Linked DNA regions of Homo sapiens: all the other regions are linked to region 2. The links are chromatin contacts, found by Hi-C or POLR2A ChIA-PET in ENCODE. All regions are on one chromosome and are shown on one strand. The core of a region is the stretch at or near the end of the contact, and the rest is flanking DNA. Distances in the headings are between cores, read along the strand shown. Region 1 holds the start of STK38 (serine/threonine kinase 38). Region 2 has its middle 13 kb from the start of CPNE5. Region 3 has its middle 39 kb from the start of PIM1.

Region 1 (4,049 bases), core at 128-2,627, 310 kb after region 2:
GAGGACCAAGTGAGATTAAATAAGTGAAAGTTGTTTGTAAACTGTAAAGCATTATGCAGACATCTTGGACTATTATTAAAAGCTTAAGAATGGGTAGGACTTTGACAACAGGCATTTGGGGAGAAGGGCCTCTGGGCAGAGAGAATGAAAGGCGAAGTGATTGATTGATATGTATGTAGTGACTGATTGAGACAGGGTCTCCCTCCGTTGCCCAGGCTGGGGTGCAGTGTCATGATCATGGCTCATAGCAGCCCTGAACTCCTGGACTCAATCAATCCTCCTGCTTCAGCCTCCACAGTAGGTGGGACCACAGGCACTTGCCACCATGCTGGCCAATTACAAAAATTTTTTTAGAGGTGGATTCTCCTTATGTTGCCCAGACTGGTCTCAAACTCCTAGGCTCAAGCTATCCTCCCACCTGGACCTCCCAAAGTGCTGGAATTACAGGCAGGAGCCACCGCGCCTGGCGAGAAGTGATTTTTGTTAAGAGGCTAGACAAAAGGAAACTGGGCTTTGAAGATGAAATGAATGAATAACTCGCAGCACATGCTTCCTTCTCTCCCTAGATGGCCCCTTTGCAGGCAGTCAGGGACCATGTCTCGTTCATCTTAGTTTCCAGGAGCTTGACACTTTGTAGTTGAGGGCTTTGTGCTCCATTCTCAAGAAACGACAAGTGCCCAAAGGCTATTAAACTTGGGACCTCTTTACCCCCAAAAGTAGTACAGAATAAGAGTTGGGTGGCCTTGAAAAGCACCTTCTTCTGTCCACACTGGGTCGCCCGCTGGGTAACCTCCCAAACCTATGAGAGCTCACCTTATCCCAGGTAAGGTCCTTACTTTAAGGAAGAGGAGGGGGGCCAAGGGCTCCAGCAGACCTGTTCTACACGGGGTAGGGGGGTGGGTGGGAACTATACAGGTGACAACATTTCATAGAACTACACACACACTCACACACACGCACATGACTGCATACCCAACAGGTTAAATCCGAGTGTGGTCTGTAATGAAGTTAATTGTATTGGTTTAGTTAATTGTATTGGTTTAGTTAATTGTATTGTGCGAATGTCAATTTCCTGGCTTTGAGAATGTTGTATCTTAAGAAAAATGTTGAGGTAAGCTGGGTGGGTGATGGTATAGGGAACCTGTATGTATTAATTTTGCAACTTCTTGTGAGTCCATAATTATTTCGAAGTAAAAAGTAAAACAAAAGAAAACAATGGAACTTCCCCCTCAGCCCAGCCTACTTCGAGACCGCCTCACACTCACACATCTGGCCTCACCCAGGTCCAGCCAGCCCTAGGCAGGGGGTGAAGGGAGGGGCAGGGCGGGGCCACGCAAGCGCAGTTCCGCAATCCCGGCCGCTCCGGGAAGTCGCGCATGCGTAGTCTCGGCCCCGGGCTGCCGCGCCAGCCCGTCTCCGCGGCGGGGGACCGGGCTGCCTTGGCCCCTCAGCGCTCGCGTCTTTTCCGGCAGTTGGAACGCTTCCTGTTGTCCTCACCCGTAACCGCCTGTTGCCCCCTGTCTCAGAGTCCCTCACGCGTCCCCTCCCGTCTTTGGCTCGTTGGCTGCCGCCGCCGGGGCTTCGCCAGCCTTCAAGTCGAGACTACTGGCCGAAGGGGCGTCTGCGGCTCTCCGCCGTCCCCAGCCCTGCCTCTCCCTGGGCTCTGGTGAGTTGCTTGCTGCCGCCGTCTTCACTCCATCCCGGGGTTTTTCCTTTATCTCCTCCTTCCCCAACCTCCGACTCCTTCTTGGGCTTTCTCCTGCTCGCCGGCGCCCTCTTTCAAGCCCTAACCTCTCAGCCTCTTGGCCTCTCTCCGCCCCTCTCCTTAACCCCCTTCTTCCCCCGTCTCCAGATGCCCCTTGTTGGCCCTCTCCACATTTTTCCAGTCCCAGCCTTTCCACCCCATCCTTTATCTTTCTCCTTTTGCAGTTGGAGCGGGAGCCAGGCTTTCCTTTCCATGTTGCCACCTTTGTCTGCTCCCTGCCACCAGTCAGTCCCTCAGGGATCTCGGTCATCACCGGTTTTTATCTCCTTTTCCTTCTTCTGGGGTCTGTGAACTGTGGTCTGAGGCAGAGATGTCGAAAGCCCCCCTTGGGGTGTGGTATCTTTGAGTCGGCTCCTTTCTCCGTTAGTCTTAGGATACTGGGCTTCAGATAAGCTTCAAATCACAGGAAAAGGCAGGGAAAATTCTTAAGAAGAGAGTGGAAAAGCAACAGCCAGAGGAAAAAGTCGGTAAGGGCTTAGAGGAAAGTCTGTGTCAGAAAGCGGGCAGAACGGCCGGCAGAGAGACCAGATCTCTCAGTTCATTCTGAAACGACTAAAAGACTCGGAGAGAAACTTGTTCTGTTTGAAATGCACCGAGGAGGGTTGGAGTGAAGTAGACCCTGAGTGTCTCCACCCTTTGAGCTCACCCTGCCTCTGAATTAGCCAGGCAATATATTTGGTTTCCCTAAACATAAAACAACCACCACCTCGATAACAGGCTCTCCTCCCCACCCTAAACGTTAGATACCAGCTTCCTCCTAAGAGGAGAGAACGCTATAGCAAACCATTTCATGTCCCAGCCCTATCCCCCATCACACATAAACTCCTAGGAATGGACATCAAAAATGAGTATATTTCCTAGTTAATCTTTCTTAAGGTGCTAAGTGCATAGCACTGTGCATGAAATGGGGGAAGAATATTAAAACAAGTATAAGACATGGTGCTTGCTTTCTAGTGTAGGTAGAGATTACAGTTTAGTAGGATTTACAGTTCAGTGGGAGAGATTAGACATGCGACTTAAGCAATAATCTTAGCTCCAATGTTGAATCGTCCAAATGAAAGATAATGGATTGTCAGTCGCAAAGAAATAAAGTCCATATTGTTGAGAGAGGGTTGTTTATAGTGATCACAGAGTACCATTGTAAAGTCAGTCAGTTAGCCAGGCATAACCATATAGATTGAATCACATAATGGTTTTCATTTGACTTCCTTTTGAGTTTGCAGGCCTTACACCTGACTTTTATGAGGATCAGTTCCTTTTGTTAATTTTTTAAAACTTTGAAGAATTCCTCAGCCACCTATTATTTCCTAATTCTTCAGAGTTGAAGAATGAAACAAATGGGGCAAAGGCCTCCAATGGCTTCTAGGTCAGGGCAGGAAGGCTTGAATTGTGGAAAGCCTGATGGATAGTCCTGTCTTAAGAAAAGTTGGTTGACCCAGTAAATCTATGAATTGCTATAGGGCAATATTAATTACATCTTTTGATTAAAGGATATTAGAATTAGGCTAAATTTTTTATATTACAATAGAGGAAGTGGAGGAGGGTTTAAAGAAAGGTCAAAGGGAAGGAGAGTGCAGTCTTTATCATTATATTAGAAACTCTAAAAGTTGAAAAACACTCTGCTTAAGAATTTGTTGGTCTAATATTTGAGCATCTTTGAGTTCATTTAATGTCCTTTTGATCTTTTTAAAAGTTTAGGTAGTAATGCAAGCCAGCTACTTAAATTAGTCAAAGCATTTTTGATATATCCATCAGTGTAAATGTAGTCTTTATTCTTTTTTTTTTTTTTTTTTTTTTTTTTCCAGACGGAGTCTCACTCACCCAGGCTAGAGTGCAGTGGTGTGATCTTGGCTCACTGCAACCTGTGCCTCCAGGGTTCAAGCGATTCTCCTGCCTCAGCCTCCCAAGTAGCTGGGATTACAGGTGCCCACCACCACACCCGGCTAATTTTTTTTGTATTTTTAGTAGAGACAGGCTTTCACCATGTTGGCCAAGCTAGTCTCCAACTCCTGACTTCAGGTGATCCACCTGCCTCAGCCTCCCAAAGTTCTGGGATTACAGGCATGAGCCACCGTGTCCGGCCATCTTTATTCTTTAGCTTTGTTGACAACTAAAAATCATTAACTTACTCAACTGCCTGTTATATGGAAGGCACTGTTTGCCTTAGGGTTAAATACTAGCAGATTGTTGTGTTGTGTTTGTTGTTGTTGTTGTTGTTTTTAAGACAGAGTCTTGCTCTGTCCCAGGCTGGCGTGCAGTGGCACAAGCCAAACTCACTGAAACC
Region 2 (4,045 bases), core at 297-2,796:
ACCTCAGGAAACTTACAATAATGGTGGAAGGCAAAGGAGAAGCAAGCACCTTCTTTACAAGGTGGCAGGAGAGAGAGCGAGCACGGGGGAAACCACCATATTTAAACCATCAGATCTCATGAGATCTCCCTCACTATCGTGAGAACAGCATGCAGGGGGAAAATGCCCCATGATCAGTCACCTCCCACCAGATCCCTCCCTCGACACAGAGGATTACAATTCGAGATGAGATTTGGGTGGGGACACAGAGCCAAACCATGTTGGGGGGATTACCTGTAAGTGAACCAGGTGTATGTGCTAAGAGACCTGCACCATCCCTGGAATTTGCAGAGAGCCCACCTGCACATTATTATGGGACCAGAGGCAGTATATGTTGTGGTGTTTGGTTCCTTAAGCTGGTAGCTCCTTGAAGAGGGGATTATAACTTTAATGTTTCTTACTACTCTATCAATTTTGGAAATGGTGATTTACTTTATGGAATGGCCAAACAAGGTTCTGTTCCCCAAGCCTTCCCTACCTTCAACCTCTTTCTCTACCTTTCTCTTTTCTCTCAATAGCAAAAAAGCAAAACCCAACAACAAACCATATAAATGACTTTGTAACTTCCCAGAGATGGTTTTTGTATGCAAAGTAGTGTTCTACACTCTGGAAAAAATAGAAATGTATTTCTTTCAGCCTGAACTGGGTGGACATAATTGGATCTGCCTCTGAGAGCAAGGAATAGCACCTGTTCACTAACCTCCCAGAATCGTAATCCTGAAAATCTCCACTTTCATCCAAGGCACAGGCGTGGTGGAAACGTATCATGGCTACTCTGAAGCAAAGAAGGTTCTGCATGCCTTGGGAGGAGAGCCACACAGGCACAGTTCCTTGTTTTTGGAAAGGGACACCAAATCCATGCTAAGGCAGTCACGTGGGCACATACCAGTTTTCATAGAGGATATGACCTCAGAGAGTGAAGCTTGAATTGTTTCACAATTTGTGGTTCTGCCAGTTAGCCAGAGTTGTAGAAGTTCCCGTTTCCTTATAAGGGAAGCTCATCTAAAAGGAATCCTGCTTAATTCTTTGGTCATATGAGTGTCTACATCCTGTCAGGATTAGTACCATTGAGACAGGTCTCATAAAAGTGGGGTGTACTAGAGATAGTTCATTTTTGTTACATCTCATCACGGTGAGGGTGGTGAGCTTTCTCCTGGCTTATCAGGAGAAAACAAGGATAAGTTTAAAACTTGGATGGGGATTATTGAAGATAGGTGTGGAGGACCATGGGGGGCTCATCAAGGCACAGGAGAGAGACAGCTCTCTGCTGCTTCTCGTGGGGGAAGGGAAAGAGATTCTAGACATTTGGAGAAGGCTTAAAGTTGGAAGTAGATACACCAGTGGAAAAGGCTTTCAAACAGGTGCCCCTGGGATGATGGATAAGAGAAGCTTGGCACACAGACTATAAAGAATATGGCCCAAGGGCCCTAGCCCAGGGCTTCTCACATGACTACATGCAGGAATCACTGAGGGAGCCTGTTAGGAAGCAGCTTCTGACTCAGCACTCAGCCAGAGAGTCTGCAGTTCTCGCCAGCTCCCAGGAGATGGTGACTGCCGGTCCAGACACCACCCTTTGAGTAGTGAGGTCCTAGAGGTCACATTTGTCCAACATGAAACTGGGGAGGGGGGGTTTCCCTAAGAGCAAGGGCAGTCAGGACCATGAACCAATCTTATGCCTCCTGGAGCAGAGCTCTCCACCTCATCCTGGTGGTCTTGGAAGAGTGAAGAGATTCAAAGCACACGATGAGCTTTAACATAAGCTGCTGGCTTTGGCTACTGGGATTGAGCTTTATGAAAGTGTTCTGTTCCCACAGCAGTACAACATGGACTTCAGACCCTGGTATGTGGCACTGAGATACCTTGTGTGGACACCAGGGTGGGTGAGATTGGGTGATCAGTAGACATCACAGAAAATGCAGGGAAAAGAGCATCAACAAAGATGACATTGGGGGAAAGAGCTCTGGAACCTGACTGTCGGGGTTCAGATCCCAGCTCCACCACTTAGCAGCAGCATGAACTTAAGTTTCTTAATTTCTCTGTGCTTTAGTTTCTTCCACTATAAAATGAGAATAATGGGCCAAACTTCAAGGGCTATTGTGAAGATTAAATGAGCTAGAACAGGTATTTAGAACAGGAACTGGCATTTAGAAAACACCCCCAAAATGCTAGTTGTTGTTACTACCAGTGGCCCTTGAAGCCACCACACACCTGTCCTACCTCTTCATCTCGACATATACACAGCCTGACCTGTCTCAGCCTCTCACCTCACAGCTTCTCCCTCCCACTGGGCTAACCTCTGAGAACAAGGACCTTGTCTTACTCCCCTCTGTAAGTCTTCCCAGCACCTTGTGTAGTAATTTGAGGTTATTGCTGAATGTATCAAATAAAATGTTCTCCATCAGAAAAAGATTGAGATCCTCTTGTAGAAATTGCTGTACCCCAACTCTCCAAACCCAGGCTTCAGCTGGTATGGCAGCCAAGCCTTTCCACTGAGCTCTCTGGAAGTCCTCAGCCTGATGTATTTTTGGATTGTGTCTCCAGAATATGTCAAAATAGCTTTCCCCACACAAACACGATTGCTGCCCCCAGATCCTCAAGCCAGTCAGAGCCATCACTGGGGCCCCTTTTGGCACCATATTCTTGCAACATGTGGAGGAGGAAGCATTGAAAAGCACGTTAAAGCGGTGGAGTTTACCGCTTACAAAGAAGCACTTTGTGGTCTCAGAGTCCTGTTGCCTAAAGAGTGAGTTACTACTTTTTAGGTAAATACCAAGATAGGGGATCTTCCAGCAACACTCTTACAGATGAGAGAGAAGCAAAGTGGGAAGAAAACATGTTAGGGTCTCACTCTAAGGTTGGCTTGGCCTGATTTGGGAATTGGGTTCCCGATTGTTTTTCCAAATGGATAACTCAAGATCCTTAATTGCATCTGAAACCACAGATGGCCAGTTGTGGGCAAGGTTTATGGACTGAGGGATGTGAGGCCTTTTTGTGACCTTTGATGAATCACTTTACTTCTGGAACTTGGAGCGCTCATTCATTAAGGGAAGATTTGAACTAGCCCCCAGTTTGGGAATCTAGGTCATTCTGAGAAGATTCCTCCAGCTGCCAAGTTTCCATTTAGCATGCTATTTTGGAAATTTGCCACTAGAGGCCGCTGTGAATACAGTTTAGCCTTGCAGCTTTTTCAAAGGCAGAAGCCTGCAGAAACCTTTCATGAGTTACTAAGACTTGCCTGCTATTTCTTGGTTGTGGAAAGCCAGCAACTGCTCAGATTGTGAGAGGGTAGAGTTGAGATGTCCACCTGGCACAGAATGAGCCTGTAAACGTGCTCCGTTGACACGGGCTGGCCGGCCTTCTTTTTTGTCTACGGGACTAGATGGAGGAGCCCTCCGTGCATGGTAAGGTTGGCTGAGTCCTGTGACCAGGTCCTGGTTCTGTAGCGTACCTTCTAAAGGGCTAGTTCCCTCTTGGCTGTTTAATATTCTGCTTTACAGTTGAATTCATTCATTCAACAAGTAATTTTGGAGCTCCTCTTATACATCCACCACCAGCAAATATTTTAAAAGAATCAGAGAAAGTCAACGAAAAGGAACCTTAGAGGAAAGCAAAAAGTTATTGTCCCTTCTGTGTTTCATGGTCTGTGGATGCTCCTCGTACGTATTTTTCTCTTAATCCCCCAAACCAGCCTCTGAAGTTGGTATTATTATGCCCATTCCTGGATGAGCAAACTGAAGACCAAAGGCAAGTAGCACAAAGCCTTGTACAGACTGAATGGATGGAATAAAGGGCCGGACCTTGCATGGCTAATAAAAGGCAGGGCTGGGGCTTGAATATGGGGAATTTGGATCCCAAGTTCTGCTCTTTTCCTATGATCTCCACCTTTGACATACAGAGGAGAAAGATGAGGTGCAGGAAAGGAATAATCTGGTGGCAGGGCAGAGGTTAGAACCTGAATCTCCTGCCTTACTGGCTGGGGTTGTTCAACTGACTTCTCCATCCTAGC
Region 3 (4,072 bases), core at 675-3,174, 360 kb before region 2:
CCGGGTTCGGTGGCTCACGGCTGTAATCCCAGCACTTTGGGAGGCCGAGGCAGGCAGATCAAGAGGTCAGGAGATCGAGACCATCCTGGCTAACACAGTGAAACCCCGTCTCTACTAAAAATACAAAAAAATTGCCAGGCATGGTAGCGGGTGCCTGTGGTCCCAGATACTCAGGAGGCTGAGGCAGGAGAATGGCCTGAACCTGGGAGGTGGAGCTTGCAGTGAGCCGAGATCGCGCCACTGCACTGCAGCCTGGGTGACAGAGCGAGACTCTGTCTCAAACAAACAGACAAAACAAAAACAAGGACCAACCCTTTGAAAAACAAAAAGAACCCCCCAAAATATCTCCAGGCATTGTCAAACATCCCATGGGGTGGGGGTGGTGGGGGGGCAAAGTTGCCCCTAGTTGAGAGACACTATTGTAAAGCAACAAGCTCTGTGTTGAGAGCCAGCAGGCCCCTGCCTTGAACTAGGAGTGCCGCTTTTCCTGAGAACTCTTCACATTCACCAGTTGTGCAGTCTTCATCCTAATGCTCCTGTTTTATGGTTTGACGAAACTGAGACTCACTGGGCTTCAGTGATGAGATCAAGGTCACATGGTAGCAAAAGCAGGACTTGCATCTCATCATCTGACTTCATACACGAAAGTCGGCTCCCTGATTCATTCTTACTTTTACCAAGACAAAAAGGAACACCTCCTTTTAGGGTAGTTCCTTTTCCCTTGAAAAATGTTGGGAGTGAAGTCAAGAGACATGTTTGTTTGTTTGTTTTGGCCATACTCTTCCAAACCATGAGCATAGTAATGACAGTCGCTGGCTTTTACTGAACACTCAGTGCCAGGTACTATCCTACAATTCACTCAACTCTTTCCACCACGGATTTAAACCTAGGCCAGTTCCCCAAATGACCACAAGATGGCAGTCAGTAATAAGCTTTTGCTTAGAGCTGTTGGCCCCTAAACCAGATCCTCCAAGGGTGGCTGTTCAGGATTTATGGAGCTTCCAGCTGATGACTGGGAGCTAATGTGTGTGTCTCTGCCCCAGTCTCACAAGGCATGCCTTGTCTGATTGTGACTTGCTAGTACCAAAACACAAAATATAAAACATGGGCCAACTTCTGGGTTCTGATTCCCCATCCCGGTTGAGGTCGCTACGGTGGGAGGTAGACCTGGGCAACATTGGGGAACTGGAGACCTGTGTGTTGAAGAAGTGTAGGCAGAAGCAGAGTTCCAGGAATCACCTCAGCTGAGAGTTACTTTAGTTGAGAAAGTTTAAGACACTCAAACGCAAGGTTGTGCTATCCTCTATACAAGACTCCTCAAAAGCATGGTTGCTTCTGCCTTTACTTCCTGGTCTCCTGTTCTTTCTAGAACCCATCCAGTTAGGTTTCACCCCCACCGCCCCACTGGGACTGCTCTTGTCAAGGTGATCTCCACACTGCTCAAGCCGGTGGTCAGTTCTCCACCTTTGCTGACCTGTCCTGCAGTGGCTTTTGACTGCTGATCCCTCTCTCCTGCCAACAGGTTTCTCTGGTAGCCCCTCTGCCTCCGTCTCCATCCCTCCCCTGCCGCACTGGCCCCTTCTCCTCAGTCTCCTTTGCTGGCCTCTCCTCATCTTCCTGACCTCCAAACACCGGAGTGCCCTTGGCACAGTCCTTGGTCTTGTTCTCTGTCTCACTCACTCCCAGCTCACCTGGTCCAGACCCATCACTAATAAGCCCCATATACATCTTCAGCCTGGACTTCTCCCCTAAACCCTGGCTTTGTTTATGCAGTTGCTTCCTTGATGTGGTAGCCAGCTCTAACATGGTTCCCAGAGATCTCTGCGAACTGATATTCACATTCATCACCTCTTCTTAGATGTGGGCAGGACCCAGTGATCCTCTTCTAGCAAAGAGAACATAGCAAAAGCGATGGGTTGTCCTTTCTAAGGTTAGGTTACAGAAGACGATGACGTCAGTGCTGCCCGCTCTCTGAGGGAAGCTGGCTATCATGTTGAAAGTATCTTTATGGAAAGGCTCACACTGCCAGGAGCAGAGGTCACTAACCAAGAGCCCGTGAGGAACGGAATCCTACCAACAGCCCCATGAGGGAGCTTGGAAGCAGATCCTCCCCTACACAACTCTTTTTTTTTTTTTTAAATACAATATGGGGTCTCCCTATGTTGCCCAGGCTGGTCTTGAACTCCTGGCCTCAGGCTATCCTCCCACCTTGGCTTCCCAGAGTGCTGAGATTATAGGCATGAGCCACCATACCCAGTCAGGATATGTTTTGGGGTGGTTACTGTTGTAGAGACATTTTTGTAGAGATGTGACATGTACTAGTTATCTATTACTGCATAACAAATTACCCCAAAATTAGCAGCTTAAGACAGTACATTTATTCTGTCTTAGTTTCTGCGGTCAGGAGTCCAGACACAGCTCACCTGGTTCTCTGACTCAGATTCTCTCAGGGTCTCACTCAGGATGTCTCTACTTTTATTTGATTTTTAGAGACAGGGTTGCACTCTGTCACCCAGGCTGGAATGCAGTCGTGCAATCATAGCTCACTGGAGCCTTGAACTTCCAGGCTCAAGCGATCCTCCCACCTCAGCCTCCTGAGTAGCTGGGAATACAGGTGTGCCACCGCATCCAACTGATGTAAAAAAATTTTTTTTTTTAATTTTCTTAAAATGTGGGAATGTAGCCGGGCATGGTAGCTCACGCCTGTAATGACAGCACTTTGGGAGGCTGAGGCGGGTGGATCACCTGAGGTCAGGAGTTCAAGACCAGTCTGGCCAACATGGTGAAACCTCCTCTCTACTAAAAATACAAAAATTAACCGGGCATGGTAGCAGGTGCCTGTAATCCCAGTTACTCAGGAGGCTGAGGCAGGAGAATTGCTTGAACCTGGGAGGTGGAGGTTGCAGTGAGCTGAGATCGCGCCACTATACTGCAGCCTGGGCAACAAGAGCAAAACTCCATCTCAAATAAATAAATAAATAAATAAATAAATAAATAAAAATTGGGGAGTGTATCCCAATCCACACTCCTGATTTTCTCCCGTATACCTTGCCCTAACCCCCAGTCTTTGCCACCTCTACCCTTCCATTGCTCAAGTTAAAGACCCAGCAGGCATCCTTAGGTCCTCTCTTTCTCTCAGCCTGAATCTAACTCCTCACCACTCCCCATCAGCCCACCCTTCAATATAGATCCATATCCAACCACTTCATATAACCTCCCCTGCCACCTCCCTGGCCCAGGCCATCACCATCTCTTGCCCAGGCTATTGCAGTAGCAGTTCCTGACTGGCCTCCCCATGCCACTGTGTTCCCTTTACAGTCAGTTCTCCGCCCAGCCACCAGAGGGCTCCTGTTGAAACCTGAGTCAGATCAAGTCCCTCCTCTACTCCGGTCCTCACCTGCCAGGGCTCCCCACCACACTCAGGGTAGAAATCCCAAGTCTTTACCACGGCATGCCAGCTGCTAAATAACCCAGTCCCTTGTCACCCTCTGATCTGCTTTCTAACCATTTTGTTCTCTCCGCCTCCCTCTGCTGCAGCCATGCTGTCTTCCTTTCGTTCACCCTAACACAGACAGCACACTCCAGCCTCGGGGCCTTTGCACTCACTGTGCCTTCCGCCTAGAATATTCTTACTCCAGCTATTCACCAGCTTCCTTTCTTGCTCAGAAGGCATCAGAGAGGCCTTCCCTACCAATGGGTGTGAAACAGCCCCTCCCTACCATCCCATGTGTCTCTTTCCCACTTACTGTGCTACATTTCTTCATAACATGTACTATCACCTGACTTACTCTATACAGTTGCCTCTCCCACCACCCTCCAAAAATGTGGGCACCATATTTACTTCACTGATGTTTTCCCAGCACCTAGTTCAATGCCCAGCATGTAGCAGGTGCTTGATAAAGATTTGTGGAATGAATGGACATAGACTCTCAGTTTTGTTTTTGTTTTGGAGACAGAGTCTCTGTCGCCCAGGCTGAAGTGCAGTGGCACCATTGTGGCTTAGTGCAACCTCCGCCTCCTGAGTTCAAGCGATTCTCCTACCTCATCCACCTGAGTAGCTGGGACTACAGGT

Evidence for each region. Hi-C counts contacts between places; a loop is a spot of excess contacts on that map. ChIA-PET counts read pairs that join two places held with the same protein, here RNA polymerase II (POLR2A). Pooled maps may share reads with other maps.
Region 1: a pooled map shows a loop between it and region 2 (2.8-fold over the local background). The contact joins the promoter of STK38 here to the enhancer-like site in region 2. A Hi-C loop is called at or near these places in 2 of 50 pooled maps. POLR2A ChIA-PET finds 5 or more read pairs at or near these places in 5 of 52 experiments (GM12878, H1, RWPE1 and 2 more).
Region 3: a pooled map shows a loop between it and region 2 (2.6-fold over the local background). The contact joins two enhancer-like sites. A Hi-C loop is called at or near these places in 3 of 50 pooled maps. POLR2A ChIA-PET finds 5 or more read pairs at or near these places in 2 of 52 experiments (OCI-LY7 and activated CD4-positive, alpha-beta T cell).

What each region holds. Positions count from the first base shown.
Region 1 is chr6:36,544,807-36,548,855 of GRCh38, reverse strand. It overlaps STK38 (serine/threonine kinase 38), which reads left to right and starts at 1,377. Exons shown (of 14, transcript NM_007271.4): 1 at 1,377-1,666. RefSeq lists a silencer at 1,232-1,571 and an enhancer at 1,319-1,842.
Region 2 is chr6:36,850,457-36,854,501 of GRCh38, reverse strand. No RefSeq gene overlaps it. Among named protein-coding and RNA genes, the nearest start is that of CPNE5, 13 kb to the right of the region's middle. Within about 2 kb of position 1,546, at least 17 of the 41 ENCODE cell types and tissues checked have a DNase peak (open chromatin) inside an H3K27ac peak, as active enhancers do.
Region 3 is chr6:37,207,468-37,211,539 of GRCh38, reverse strand. No RefSeq gene overlaps it. Among named protein-coding and RNA genes, the nearest start is that of PIM1, 39 kb to the right of the region's middle. RefSeq lists a silencer at 773-1,067. Within about 2 kb of position 1,924, at least 5 of the 41 ENCODE cell types and tissues checked have a DNase peak (open chromatin) inside an H3K27ac peak, as active enhancers do.